3 separate regions of the Homo sapiens genome follow, and regions 2 and 3 are each linked to region 1. A link is an interaction called in ENCODE POLR2A ChIA-PET data of the cell type or tissue named here. Cell type or tissue: K562. All regions are shown on one strand.

The links. ChIA-PET counts read pairs that join two places held together with the same protein. Peaks named below come from ENCODE experiments on the same cell type or tissue, not always from the same donor. Only the 100,000 strongest peaks of a DNase experiment are listed, where the experiment ranks them.
Region 2: POLR2A ChIA-PET joins it to region 1 with 5 read pairs; 7 of 35 experiments call an interaction of 5 or more read pairs at or near these places.
Region 3: POLR2A ChIA-PET joins it to region 1 with 5 read pairs; 1 of 35 experiments calls an interaction of 5 or more read pairs at or near these places.

The regions. Positions count from the first base shown.
Region 1 is chr11:72,116,664-72,121,663 of GRCh38, forward strand. No RefSeq gene overlaps it. Among named protein-coding and RNA genes, the nearest start is that of ANAPC15, 6.5 kb to the left of the region's middle. In K562, no CTCF peak of the experiment used is centred here; a DNase peak (open chromatin) is centred at 2,008.
Region 2 is chr11:72,197,124-72,202,123 of GRCh38, forward strand. It overlaps FOLR1-AS1 (FOLR1 antisense RNA 1), which reads right to left. Exons shown (of 3, transcript NR_199595.1): 2 at 1,390-1,613. Among named protein-coding and RNA genes, the nearest start is that of FOLR1, 7.5 kb to the left of the region's middle. In K562, no CTCF peak of the experiment used is centred here; no DNase peak of the experiment used is centred here.
Region 3 is chr11:72,776,553-72,781,552 of GRCh38, forward strand. It overlaps STARD10 (StAR related lipid transfer domain containing 10), which reads right to left. Exons shown (of 7, transcript NM_006645.3): 2 at 4,423-4,742. The coding sequence starts at 4,629. Among named protein-coding and RNA genes, the nearest start is that of MIR4692, 4.5 kb to the right of the region's middle. RefSeq lists a silencer at 4,919-5,000. In K562, no CTCF peak of the experiment used is centred here; a DNase peak (open chromatin) is centred at 439; H3K4me3 peaks cover 1,395 bases.

The DNA.
Region 1 (5,000 bases):
TCTAATGGAATTATAGTTCACGTGATGAATGGTATAACAGGGATAGGTTCTAAAAAGAGAAAAGTGGGAATGTTAAAAAGTGAAGAGCAGTGTGGGAGGGGAGGTGGAGAAGGCTCCTCAGAGAAGATGAGACCTTGCAAGAGGAGTTAGGAAAGAATATTCTAGTCAAGAGCAGACAGCATGTGCAGAAGTGCAGAGGCCTGAAAGGGTGTGGTGTGCCCAGGACATGGCATTGACCGAGGGCCTGTTGTGTGGCCATCGTGGTGATGTGCACTGTGAAAGAAACAGGACCAGGAGACAGTACCCTGTGCTCAAAGGACAAGGCACAGCCTTGGAGGAGGACAGGGACATGCTGAGAAAGGCTTCCTTGAGCAGGGGAGACTTCTGCTGGGTCATGAAGGATGCTTCATAGTTCGAGTCAGAGAGGAGGAAAGAGGAAACCTCCCAGGTGTGAGGGGCCTCCTTAGGCAGGGGCTGTGGTTGGAAGGAATAAGGAGAATGCCCAGGCAGGAGAGCATGGTGTGTGGAGGGCAGGCTGGTCGGGTGGGAGGGGCTGCAGAGCTCCACTGGGTGGGCTAGCTGAGGGAGTGCACCTTAGCGTGGAGTATAAGGCTTGTTCTGCCTCATGGTCACTCAACACCTCATTTATTTCCCATCATTGTGGCCTCCCTGGACCTGACTCTGAGTTTGGGATGGATAGATGCGTTGGAAGGGATCTCTGTGAATTATCTTCCAGTTCCCTAGAAAGCCAGCCCCAGGAGAGGTGCTCCAGCCAGGTCCCTATCTGCATGGTGGTTTTGCGTATGTTTGCTTACCACAAATATATGGTAAGGTTTCCTCACTAAGGTTTAATGGGCTAAGGTTTCCTCACTCTGACTACAGCAAAATAGATGCAAAGTTTGAAGAGAGGCCCTCTGCATTGGAGGCAAAGGCTGAGGAGACACAGACCTACACACACACACACCCCCCCTCACTTTCATGCAGAGGTGGTAGGCAGAATGAAGGCTCCCTGGAGATACCCATGTCCTAATCCTATGGTGTGTATCCTACCTGGCAAAAGGGACTTTGCAGATGTGATTAAGGTTAAGGACTTTCACATGGGGTGATTATCCAGGTGGGCCCAATCTATTTACATGAATCCTTAAAATCAGATAAAACTTTCCCAGCTGTGGTCAGAAAACAAGACGTGACAAGGAAGAAGCATCAGAGAGATTCTACATTGCTGACTTTGAAGATGGAGGAAAGGGCCATGAGCCAAGGAACACAGGTGGCCTCTAGAAGCTGGAAAAGGCAAGGAAACGGATTCTCCCCTAGGGCCTCCAGAAAGACCTACTGTCACCCTAATTTTTTTTTAATTTTTTAATTTTTTTGAGACAGTCTTGCTCTGTCCCCCAGGCTGGAGTGCAATAGTGGGATCTCGGCTCACTGCAACCTCTGCCTCCCAGGTTCAAGCGATTCTCCTGCCTCAGCCTCCCGAGTAGTTGAGATTACAGGCGCCCACCACCACACCCGGCTAATTTTTGTATTTTTAGTAGAGACGGGGTTTTGCCATGTTGGTCAGGCTGGTCTCGAACCCCTGACCTCAGGTGATCCGCCTGCCTCAGCCTCCCAAAGTGCTGGTGTGAGCCACCGCACCCGGCCCCTGACACCCTAAATTGAGACGCATGTTACACTTGTAACCTGCAGAACTGTAAGTTAATAAGCTTGTGTTGTTTGCTGGGCACAGTGGCACATTCCTGTAGTCCCAGCTACTCGGGAGGCTGTGATAGGTGTGTTACTGGATAGTGCTCTGTAATTTCAGGCTCTTGGTGTCCTGAACAAAGAACTGGACCAGACACACACAGATATTAAGCACAGTATTACACTCTTAGAGGGGGAGAGTGGACTGACCTCTGGCAGATGAGATCAACATTAGTTTTGTGTACTCTGGGTCTTTGTGTGTGTGTGTGTGTGTGTGTGTGTGTGTGTGTGTGTGTGTGTGTGTGTGTTCTCTTCCCAAGGCTGCCTAATCTCTAGCCAGTGTCTGCCTTTTTGATTGATAGATGTGTTGCTTAGTTACTTTGGCCCTTGTGTGTCACCTCCATCCCATAATTTTAAGTACATGAGTGATTTGCAGTCCATATGCATGAGCTTCAATGAGCTAATTACCAAACGGGGTCATTTTAAGGATACTTTTTCTCTTTAATGTGCATGCCCATCTCTGAGGAGCTGCCCGCAACAGGTTTGGTCCGGATTTAGCCCAGATGGGGGCTTCTTTTTCACTTTTGTTTTGGCTGTTCTGGTTTTTATCTCGCTTCTTGCTCACCTGCCCCTTCACCTGGCTTCTGCTCCCTGCTTTTACTCATTCTGCCCTTGATCCAAATTTTAATTCCCTTTGCTATTCTCCTGCTGTATTTTCCCTCTTCCCCTGCTTCAGGAGGATCGCTTGAACCCTGAAGTTTGGGACCAGCCTGGGCAACAGAGCGAGACCTTGTCTCAAAAATCAATTAATTAATTAATTTGTGTTGTTTTAAGCCACTTAGCTTGTGGTAGTTTGTTATGGCACCAACAGAAAACAAATGCACAGGTACACACGTATATCCTCCCACCCTGATAGACAACCACAGTCATACACGCTCAGGCAGATACAGGCAGGGAGACCCAGGAACATCAGCTGGCCCTAAGTGGGGGCTGGGGAGAAATGAAGCTTCAGGTGTGTGCTGCGGGGTGGGTGGTAAGGCCTGCTCCTTGGCTGGTGTGGAGAAACTTTGACCACATTTCTCAGTCTTAACTTTGCTCTGCTTCCTCTCAGTCCTTACGTCATACTTTTAGCAACCTTTACAACAACATTTTGTCCTAAACCCTGTTGCAAATACATGTATGAACCTCAAAGACTATATATTAAATGAAATAAGCCAGTCGCGAAAGGACAAATACTGTAGGATTCCACTTTTCTGAGGTTCCTGGAGAAGTCAAATTCAGAGACAGAAAATAGGATGGTGGTTTCCAGGGGCTGGGGAGTAGGGAGTTATTACTGTTTTGGTATTTTTTTGTTTTTACAGATATCCTGTTTCTACTTAAAGAGTTATTACCGTTGTCAAGCTGGGCATGGTGGCTCACGCCTGTAATCCCAGCACTTTGGGAGGCCGAAGTGGGCAGATCACGAGGTCAGGAGATCGAGACCACGCTGAAACCCCGTCTGTACTAAAAATACAAAAAATTAGCCGGGCGTGGTGGCGGGTGCCTGTAGTTCCATCTACTCGGGAGGCTGAGGCAGGAGAATGTCTTGAACCCGGGAGGCGGAGCTTGCAGTGATCCGAGATCGCCCACTGCACTCCAGCCTGGGCGACAGAGCCAGACTCCATCTCAAAAAAAAAAAAAGAGTTATTACCATTGACCATGAACAACACAGGTTTGAATTGCATGGGTCCACTAATATGTGGATTTTTTTCAATCACAGATAAAAAATACAGTATTCAGAGGTTGCGAAACCCACATATATGAAGGGTGGGACATCAGTATGTGTGGATTTGGGTATGGGGGGCTCCTGGAACCAATCCCCTACATCTGTTGAGGGAGGATTGTATTTAATGGATACAGTTTCAGCTGGGGAAGACAAAAAGTGTTCTGGATGAGCCTGGTCATGGTGGCTTATGCCTGTAATCCCACCATTTTGGGAGGCCGAGGTGGGAGGATTACTCGAGCACAGGAGCTCAAGACCAGCTTGGGCAACATGGCAAAACTCCATCTCTACCAAAAATACAAAAATTAGCCAGGTATAGTGGTGTGTGTCTGTGGTCCCAGCTACTTGGGAGGCTGAGGTGGGAGGATTGTTTGAGCCCAGGAGGTAGAGGTTGCAGTGAGACAAGATGGTGCCATTGCACTCCAGCCTGGGTGATAGAGCAAGACCCTGTCTAAAAAAAAAAAAAAAAAAAGAGTTCTGGATGGATTCACAACAATGTGAATGTACTTAATGTGAGTGTACTGAACTGGACATGTAAAAATTGTTAAAATGATAATTTTTATTATATGTATGTTGTCACAATTAAAAAAAAAAACAACTTGTAGATTAGGCACCATTTTGGAGAATGGGTTCGGGGGAGCCTCCAGTCGAACTTCCCCACTGCAGTGCAGCTGGAAACTCAGTAACTGGTTCTCTGACACCTCCCCGCCACTCCCACCCCAGTGCCACATATCCCCATCTCCATGCCCCACTCCAGTCCAGAGCCATCTATCGCCTGGGCTACTGCAATAACTGGCTAGCTTCCCGCCACACCACTTCAAACCATACGTGGCTGCCTAAAACCTTTCCCTGGCTTCCCATTGCTTTTAGCCTGTGAGTTGAAGTCCTTGCCAGGCAAGATCTGCCCCTGCCTTCCTGTCCACCCTCATCTAGAGCCAACCTCGTCCTTGCTTTCTGCACCCCAACCACACCCCAACAGTTTTGCAGATCTTCAGACCCACTAAAACATGTTCTGCCTCAGGGCCTTTGCACAATGCTCCCATTGCCTGGGACTCTGTCCTTCTTCTTTACTGGGTCAGCTCCCTCCATTTTGGTCTCAAGAGAGGTCCCCCCTGCAGATTAGCTCTGGTGCAAGGAGCACTCTTCCATAGCATCTTCTCTTTTCCTCATGGCATCTCACCTAATACATACACTCACACACACATTTATGTGTGTGTGTGTATATGTGTGTGTATATATATAAAACATATATTTTATATATAAAATATATGTTTTATATATATAAAATATATTTTATATATAAAAAATATTTTATATATATAAAACATATTTTTATATATATATATAAAATGTATGGTAAAATATATGTAACAAAAAATTTACAATTTTCACCTTTTTTTTTGGACACTGAGTTTCACTCTTGTTGCCCAGGCTGGAGTGCAATGGCGCGATCTTGGCTCACCACAACCTCCACCTCCTGGGTTCAAGTGATTCTCCCACCTCAGCTTCCCAAGTAGCTGGGATTACTACAGGCACGTGCCACCATGGCCTGGCTAAT
Region 2 (5,000 bases), 80 kb after region 1:
ACTGGGATTACAACCGTGAGCCACCACACCCAGCGCAGTCTCAGCTCACTGCAACCTCTGCCTCCCACATTCAAGCAATTCTGCCTCAGCCTCCCGAGTACCTGGGACTATAGGTGTGGGCCACCATGCCTGGCTAATTTTTGTATTTTTATTAGAGATGGGGTTTCGCCATGTTGGCCAAGCTGGTCTGGAACTCCTAACCTCAGGTGAACCACCCACCTCAGCCTCCCAAAGTGCTGGGATTACAAGTGTGAGACACCATGCCCAGCCTAGCTCAGGATTTTATCATTTAAACTGAACATAAGCTTCCCAGGGTTGATTCCTGTGCTGTGCTCAGCTCTCCAAAAGAAGAGGTGGGAATGGCTGTACCCAGCATGTTTTGGATGGGTTGCTGGGAAGAGGGTAAGGGTGGCAGCAAGAGCCATATGGCACTAACAGCTAATACCCACAAAGCATTTTCTGCTAGGCACTATCCTAAACTGTTTATACCGATGACATGTAGATACTACTGTCTGCATTTTCCATATGTAGAAACAGACACATAAATTAAAGAACATTGCCTGGCCAGGCACAGTGGCTCACACCTATAATCCCAGCTCTTTGGGAGGCCAAGTCGGGCGGATCACCTGAGGTCAGGAGTTCGAGATTAGCCTAGCCAACATGGCAAAACCCTGTCTCTACTAAAAATACAAAACTTAGCCGGACGTGGTGGTGTGCACCTGTAATCCCAGCTACTCGGGAGGCTGAGGCAGGAGAATCTCTCGAACCCAGGAGGCAGAAGTTGCAGTGACCAGAGATCACACCATTGCACTCCTGCCTGGGCAACAGAGCGAAACTCCGCCTCAAAAAAAAAAAAAAAAAAAAAAGAAAGGACATGCTCTTTCCCATCATGGAGTGAATAAATATGTGTGTCTTGAAGGGATAATGGGTCCATGGCTGACCAGAGGAGCTGGGCCTAAGCTGCTCTGCCAGAGCTAGGATGGGAACCCAAACTTCGACTCCTAAGCAGGTTCCAAACCAATAACCTGAAGGGTTTTAAGGCAGCGTTCTCCATTAAATATAGTTTGTAACCTTTGTATTAAGCCAGGTTATATTACAGTAACATTCGTAATATTTCTGTGGCATCATACAACTCACCTTTTTGGGTTTTTTTTGTTTGTTTTCTTTCGTTTAGAGACAGAGTCTCTCTCTGTCACCCAGGCTGGAGTACTGGCATGATTATAGCTCACGGCAGCTTCAAATTCCTGGGCTCAAGTGATCTTCCTGCCTCAGCCTCCTGAGTAGTTGGGACTACAGCTGTGAGCCACAACATCCAGCTAATATATACACATATAAAATATGTATTATATATATACAATAGTAAAGACAGGGAGGTTCTCACTATCTTACCCAGGTTGGTCTTGAACTTGCACTGAAGTGATCCTCTCAAAATGCTGGGATTACAGATGTGAGCCACTGTGCCTGGCCACAAATCATGTTTATTTCTTGCTCAAGCTGCAATGTTTAATGTGGGTTATCAGAGGGATTCTGTTCATTTCTCTTTCCTGGACTACATTAGCAGCCAGGGGGTTCTGCTTCTCATTCCAGGCCCAGGCTGATGGAGGCTCCATCTTCTATGAAACAGGAAGAGGGAACTTAGCGAATTCCATAAGGCTCTTCAAATTTCCACCTGTCACTTATATCATTGGCCAAATCAAGTCATGAGCATGCCTAAATTCAAGAAGGCCAGGAAAACATGATCTTATCATGTACTTGGAAGGACAGGAGAATCACAAGGTTTGCAACAGACCTCGTTGTTTTCTGGTCAGTTTCTATTTCATGCACGGTCATAGTTACAAATTTAATTTTTTGGTTAGATCCTAGTAAGAAGGAGGATCAACTCTTTAAACCTATGCAAATAACTACATCAACCCAGGCCGGGCATGGTGGCTTATGCCTGTAACCCCAGCACTTTGGGAGGTCGAGGCAGGCGGATCACTTGAGGGCAAGAGTTCAAGACCAGCCTGGCCAACATGGTGAAACTCCGTCTCTACTAAAAATACAAAAAAATCAGCCAGACGTGATGGCACATGCCTGTAAACCCCAGCTTGTTGGGAAGGTGAGGCATGAGAATTGCTTGAACCCGGGAGGTGGATGTTGCAGTGAGCCGAGATCCTGCTATTGCACTCCAGCCTGGGCGATGGGCAATGGAGTGAGACTCCGTCTCAAAAAAAAAAAAAAAGAAAAAAAAAAGAAAAACTACACACACACAGAAAAAACCAGAAAAACTACATCAACCCGAAAAGTGGAGCAATCCACTGCTGACCGCCCTGGGTAGTCTTGTAAACAAGGTCAATTGTTGCATCATGTTCTCTACAGGATCAGTGACACCATTTACAAATATGATTAGTTTACAGATATATTTGGATTAGTGGAATTAAAGATAAGTACCATCTAAAACCAACTTTTTTTTCTTTTTTTGAGATGGAGTCTTACTCTGTCACCAAGGCTGGAGTGCGGTGGCACAATCTCGTGTCACTGAAACCTCTGCTTCCTGGGTTCAAGCAATTCTCATGCCTCAGCCTCCAAGAAGCTGGGATTATAGGCATGTGCCACCATGCCCAGCTAATTTTCATAATTTTTAGTAGATACGGGGTTTCACCATTTGGTCAGGCTGGTCTCAAACTCCTGGCCTCAAGCAATCCACCTGACTTGGCCTCCCAAGGTGCTGGGATGACAGGCATGAGCCACTATGCCCGACCTATTTCTTTTACTTATTTATTTTGTGTGTGTGTGTGTGTGTGTGTGTGTGTGTGTGTGTGTGTGTGTGTTGGTTTTTGTTTTGAGACGGAGTCTCTCTCTTGTCCAGGCTGGAATGCAGTGGTGTGATCTCAGCTCACTGCAATGTCTGCCTCCCGGCTTCTACTGCCTCAGCCTCCTGAGTAGCTGGGACTACAAGCATGCGCCACCACACCCAGCTAATTTTTGTATTTTTAGTAGAGACAGGGTTTCTCCATGTTGGCCAGGCTGGTCTGGAACTCCTGGGCTCAAGTGATTCACCCACTTCGGTCTCCCAAAGTGCTGGGGTTGCAGCCGTGAACCACCAAGCCTGGCCCACTTCTTTTTTGGACCAAAAGCATAGGTGATGAATGCAAAAATTGATAAATTGGACTTAAAATTCAAAACTCTTGCCCTTTAAAAGACAGCCTTAAGAAAATTAAAAGACAAGCAACAGACTGGAGGAAATATTTACAAAACACATCTGATAAAGCATCTGTATTCATAATATACAAAGAACACTTACAACTCAGTAATTATAAGGCAGTTGACCCAATCAAATAATGGGCAAAAGAAATGAACAAACTTCATTAAAGAAGATACATAGGTCGAGTGCGGTAGTTCATGTCTGTAATCCCAGCACGTTGGGAGGCTGAGGCGGCCGGATCACTTAAGGCCAGGAGTAAAGACCAGCCTGGCTAACATGGCAAAACCCTGTCTCTACTAAAAATACAAAAATTAGCCAGGTGCGGTGACACATGCCTGTAATCTCAGCAACTCGGGAGGCTGAGACAGGAGAATTGCTTGAAACTGGGAGGTGGAGATTGCAGTGAGCTGAGATCATGCCACTGCACTCCAGCCTGGGTGACAGAGCGAGACTGTGTCTCAGAAAAAAAAAAAAAGAAGATACACAAATTATGAGTAGTTACGTGAAAAGATACTCAACATTATTAATCATTAGAAAAGTGCAAATTAAAACCCCAGTAATATACCATTTTATACCTATTAGAATGGCAATAATAATAAGATAGACAATAACAAATGTTGGCAAGGATGTGAACCCTCACACAGTGCTGGTGGGGATGTAAAATGGTACAGCCCTTTGGAAAACAGTGTGGCAGTTTCTCAAAAAGTTAAATGTAAAACTACCATACAACTCAAAATTCCACTTCCAGGTATCTACTCAGGAGAAATGAAAATCAACATAACAAAACTTAATTATGAATATTCATAATATTAGGTATCATTATACATAATAGTCCCAAGCTGGCAATAACCTATATATACGTATACACGTATACACGTATACACGTATACGTATGTACACGTATACACGTATACGTATGTACACGTATACACGTATACGTATGTACACGTATACACGTATACGTATGTACACGTATACACGTATACGTATGTACACGTATACACGTATACGTATGTACACGTATACACGTATACACGTATACAGACGTATACACGTATACGTATGTACACGTATACACGTATACGTATGTACACGTATACACGTATACGTATGTACACGTATACACGTATACGTATGTACACGTATACACGTATACGTATGTACACGTATACACGTATACGTATGTACACGTATACACGTATACGTATGTACACGTATACACGTATACACGTATACATACGTATACACGTATACACGTATGTATACGTATACACGTATACGTATGTATACGTATACACGTATACACGTATACACGTATACGTATGTACACGTATACACGTATACGTATACACGTATACACGTATACACGTATACGTATGTACACGTGTACACGTATACACGTATACACGTATACGTATGTACACGTGTACACGTATACACGTATACACGTATACGTATGTACACGTATACATATGTATGTATACATACATACATACGTATAAGTATACATATGTATGTATACATACATACATACGTATAAGTATACATATGTATGTATGTATATATATTTTTTGAGACGGAATTTTGGTCTTGTTGCCCAGGCTGGAGCGTAATGGCGTGATCTTGGCTCACTGTAACCTCTGCTTCCTGGATTCAAGCGATTCTCCTGCCTCAGCCTCCCAAGTATCTGGGAGTACAGGCACACACCACCATGCCTGGCTAATTTTTGTATTTTTTAGTAGATACAGGGTTTCGCCATGTTGGTCAGACTGGTCTTGAACTCCTGACCTCAGGTGATACACCTGTCTCGGCCTCC
Region 3 (5,000 bases), 660 kb after region 1:
GTGGCGAGATCTCAGCCTTGGCGAGTCAAGGACCTAGGTCCTGATCTAGCTTCAGCCATGTCCGGCTGTTTGGCTGTGCACAAGTGAATTCCTGCTCTGAGCCTCAGTTTCCACATCTGCTTGATGGGATTAAGGAGACCTGTCCCACACGTGGCCCTGACCTTCCCCATGACCCTTTTAAGTCCCAGAGACTAGTAAGAGTGGGAAGGGCCTTGGAGACCCCTGAGCCATCTGGCATTTCATAGGGTGAGAGGGTGAGGTGCTGAGGGGTCATGAGCTGAGCACTGGCTTTGGTGTCTGGAACCCAGGTGGCCTGTGGTGTGGGGTAGGTGGACAGTGAGACAGGGCTGGGAGGGGCCGCCTGAGCTTTTCCCAAAGGGGAAGGGGAGGAGCAGCAGGACAGGAAGTCAGAGGAGACAGGTCCCCACTGCCCAGCTTCCTGTGGCCAGCAGAGCCTCAGGCTCTCAGCCACACCCCCTCCCACACCTGCTCCAGGGCCAGGTCTCTCCTGTCATGGGCTCAGGCTCTTATCAGGCCTCATTCCTGCCCCAAGGCTGCCTGTGCAGTGGGTAGGAGGTCACCTGGAACTGTCTGTCCTCTCTCCACCAGGGTCTGAAGACCTCTGAGGAGATACGCAGGTCTCCCCTGCCTCTCATGCGGCCAGCCTCAGGAGAACAGAGCACGTGAGCATCCAGGCCAGGGCCTCACAGGCCACGTCCTCTGCTGTCTGCCTGCTCCTCATCTCTCCCCAGCTGGGTGCTGAGTTCAGAGGCTCTTGGAGCCAAGAGGGCCCAATGGCACAGACGGGCAAGCAGCCCAGAGAGGGGCAGGAATGTGCCCAAGGTCACATGCAACAGCCAGGACTGGACCCCAGCTGGCCCTGGTTGAATGACTGACAGAAGCTCTTGGTCTCCCGTTTCTCACACCAATACAGGTGCCATGAGGAAGCTGACCTGGGCTTTGAGAGACCTGAGTTCAGGCTCCAAGCTGCCCCCTGCCTTGTACCCAGGATCCACATTCAGCATCTGTCCCTGGGACAGGGACTGAACTGTCAGGAGGTAGTGTCTGTCTCTTTTCCAGTATTCAGAGCACAGTGCAGCCCTGGGGCCAGGTCAGGCTGGAGGCCAGGAGGGAGGGAAGGGGTGGAGGTGGCCTCCAACAGCCCCTTTCTCTTTGTCCTGGCTCCAACTACTGGGCCTTGAGCCACAGTGGCTTCCAGGGACCTCTGGACCCAGGTAAGGGGAAGAGAGATGAGGAAGAGGAATTGAATCAGGTAGATAGCTAGGTGGAGTCCCACCCCCACCCTGGGATCAGGAGCACGGGGCATGTCCAGGGGTCAGCTGGCTTTCCCAGCTCTGGGGACAGGCCCAGAGCAGGCTGAGGCAGGAGAGGGGAGGGGGAAAGGGGGGCAGAAGCTCAGCAAACACCTGCAGTTGAGTCCCAGCCTCCTGGAGTGACCCAGTCATCCCCAGGGATTCTGGCTCCAGACCTGCTGGGTGACCTTGGCAAGCCACTCCCCTTTGTGGGCCTCGGCTTTCTCATCCATCAAACAAGAATAGGATGATGAGAACAACGCGTCCTCCAGGCCTTCAAAGAGTTATTGATGGGGTTAAAGGCCACAGTGTTGACTAAGATGCGAGCCCATGTGGAGAGGGGCAGGGGCTCTGGAGCCAGGCTGGCATGGGTTCCACTCTTGCCTCAGCTGTGGCATGACCTTAGGCAAATAACATTACCTCACTCAGCCTCAGTTTCTTTGTTTGTAACACAGAGACAAGACTACACTGCCCCAGACTAGCCTCGGGGTAAATTAGATGATGGGGAGAAATGCTTGGCTCAGAGCAGGGCTCTCATTATCAGAAATGGGATTATCTGCATGGAACCTGGGAGTCCTGCAATCTTGGGGATGGGAAGCTCACAGGCCTCTGTCCATCTCTCCCAGAGCTCCAACTAGCTGTGCTGAGAGGATCAGGAGTGGGAGCTGGCACCTTGGGGTGCCCATAACCAGGGTCCCAGCCTCCTTCCTGGGTCTGGGCTCTGCTCACCTCCTCTCCCCACCCTCTCTCCATTGTAGGGAGCAAAGCTGGGGAGGCACCCTGCAGGGAGAAGCAAGGCAGGAGGACTGCCAAGATGCTGTAGATCTGGGTTCCAGACCCAGCTCTGCTGAGACAGCTGTGTGACTCTAGGCAGGTCCCTGCCCCTCTCTGAGCCCCAGTATCCTTGCCTGCATCCCAGGGGCAGGAGGGGTATGACATAGGGATTACCAAGGGCTCTTTGGCACCTCCAACATCTGTTCAGTCTGAAAGAAAAGGAGGGTAGGGTCCTGGCTGCCCAGGGTGTATGCCTGTCCAGAAGCCTACAACACCCCAGTTTTTCCAAGTCCCCGCCACCCACAAGGAAGGCCACCTGACAAGTCTGATCTGGCCACGAGTGGTCTGTTGCAGTCAGCCTGGCCCCAGACCCACCAATTCCAGGCCTGGGCTGGGTAGGGTTTATTCATTAACCAAGCCAGATGGAGGAGGTAGCTCCGCCCTATTGACACAGAGGGTGGGAGTACTGGCCTCAGTTCAGACCCCTCCTCCTCTGACTTTCTGGAGTGCCAGCTTGGTGGGGAAACTACACTTCTCCCCCAGTGTGCACTGCCCGCCTGAAGCCTTTCCCAGGTCACAGTCAGGCTCTCGTGAATTCCCTTCTCACCTTTCATTCAATTTGTTCCTTGGTTCTTTCCTCCCCCCTCTCTTCCACCAATATCCCTGCTCTAACTGTGTTGGATGCTGGGGACGCAAAGAGGACAGGACCTGAGAGGCTGAAGCGGGTGGATCACTTGAGGTCAGGAGTTCAAGACCAGCCTGGCCAATGTGGTGAAACCCTATCTCTACTACAAATACAAAAATTAGCTGAGTGTGGTGGTGTGCACCAGCAGTCCCAGCTACTGCTGGGAGGCAGGAGAATCACTTGAACCTGGGAGGTGGAGATTGCAGTGAGCTAAGATCTCGCTACTACACTTCAGCCTGAGAGACAGAGTGAGGCTTCTCAAAAAAAAAAGAAAAAAGGATAGGAGACCTGTCCCTGCTCTCAGGGAACAACCAGCTGGGACATGCCAGCTGCCTTCCCCATCCCTGCTCCTCAGGCTCAGACACAGGTTCTGAGGCCCTGGGCAGCGAATCCCAAAGTGGGAGACACACATGGAAACCCAGAGGGAAAAACAGTCAGATGGCCAAGGTGCAGACAGAGTCAGAGGGGAGAAGGGGAGGCAGAAAGTGAAAAGCAGATAATCGTGTGGGGATGGACAGAACTATATGTAAATGATTAAGACAAAGTGAGGCAGAAGGGCTCAGGGTCAGAGGGGAAAGGTCAGACATCTCAGGTCTTGGTAAGGGGCCAAGATACATGCCTGAACTAAGTCTGAGACTAGGTCCCAGGCAGAAGGGGAGGGTGGACTCCTCCACATTTCCAGGAGGATAGCAGAAGGGAGAAGGCAAGGAAGAGGAAGGCGAAGGGCACAGCCTATTGCCAGAGCCCATTGCAAGGGGACCTACCAGCCCTGGAAATGCAGCACCCACAGCAACATCAGATGTGTTGGGGGCAGCTATTGAGGCCCTTAAACCAGAGTCTTCACGAGCCCCTGCCCCATCTGGTCCCCTGGGGGATATGCGTTCCCAGGGTCCCAAACCCCAAGCCTGCCCTGCACGGCAAAGAGAGGAGAATTGTGGGGTTGGGAAGAGCAGGGGAGATGGCTGTGAGCGACTGATGTGTCTGCAACTGCTCCCTATGTTGGCTTCCCTTGACCCCAGGCCCCTTCCTTCCCCAGCCCACCTGTAGCCTGGCTCTGTGCAAGGCAGGGGTATTGGAGCCCTGCCTTCAGGATCTGCCAGCCACAATCCTGAGTCCCTGCAGGAGGCTAAGGGAGCAGCCAGGGAGGGAGGGAAGGGAAAGAGCAAGAGCAGGGCATCGGGCAGTAAGGAATCGGGTCCTGGGCAACCCAGGGTGCAGAAAGCGGGGAAGGAGACCCAGCTCAGGCTGAGAACCAGGAATCAGGGAGAGAAGGGCCCAGTCTCCCACCTGGAGTAACTCAAGTCAGGAACCAGGTGCAGGCTTCCCCAGCAGAGGGGTCCCTGAGGGAGACCACTCTCCTAGAAGGGCCTGGCAGCAGCCCAGATCCCTGGAACAGGCAGGGGCATGCAGAAGCCTGGGTTCCAGCTGAGAGAGGCAGGGTGAGTCACTCCTGCTCTCCAGGCCTCGGTTGGCCCATCTGTGTGATGGGGCTTGGCCCAGCAGACTGTGTCTCCTCCCGGTCCCTGGAAGGAGACTCTCTCTGGGCCCAGATATACAGCCAGGTGTCTAGCCCGGAGAGAGGACCAGGAGACTCCGGGAGAGAGGCAGTAAGGGTGCAGTGGAGGCTGCAGGTATAGCGGGCAACCCTACCTTGATCTTGTGCAGCGTCCGATCCATCTCCACAGCCTGCACCCAGACAGACACCCCAGCCCTGCTATAGGTCAGGTTCCAGCCCACCTCAGCCTCACACTCTGACCGGAAGCTGCGAAAGTCTTGGTCATCGGGCACCTGGACACTCTCACGGCCCAGGACCGGCCGAGGCCCTTGGGGCTCTGTAGAGGCCGCCAGCTTCTCCATGGGGAGTGTGGGGAGGCCCAGGGCCCTGGTCCTAGTCCGGCTCTCCTGGGTCCTCCGCGGAGGCTCCGACAACGTCGACGCGGCTGCAGATGCTGACGCCACCTTCCTGGGACCTGCAAGACCGGTTTGGGGACGGGAATCAGTGCGCTGGGGGCGCGGGTGGGGCTGTTCGGGGTCCTGGCGGGTGGGGAGCTGGAGAGAGGTAGGGGCTGGCCCCAGGGAAGGGCGGACGGGCGCTGGACAGCCTCGGGGTCCCCCTCCCGAGGAGCGCCCCAGACCCCCTGGGGCCGGCGTGGGGACTGCGTATGGGACGCGGTGGCCGGCGGGCGCCCGTCGGGACCCAGGGACTGGCCGGGACCCGAGGGGAGGGA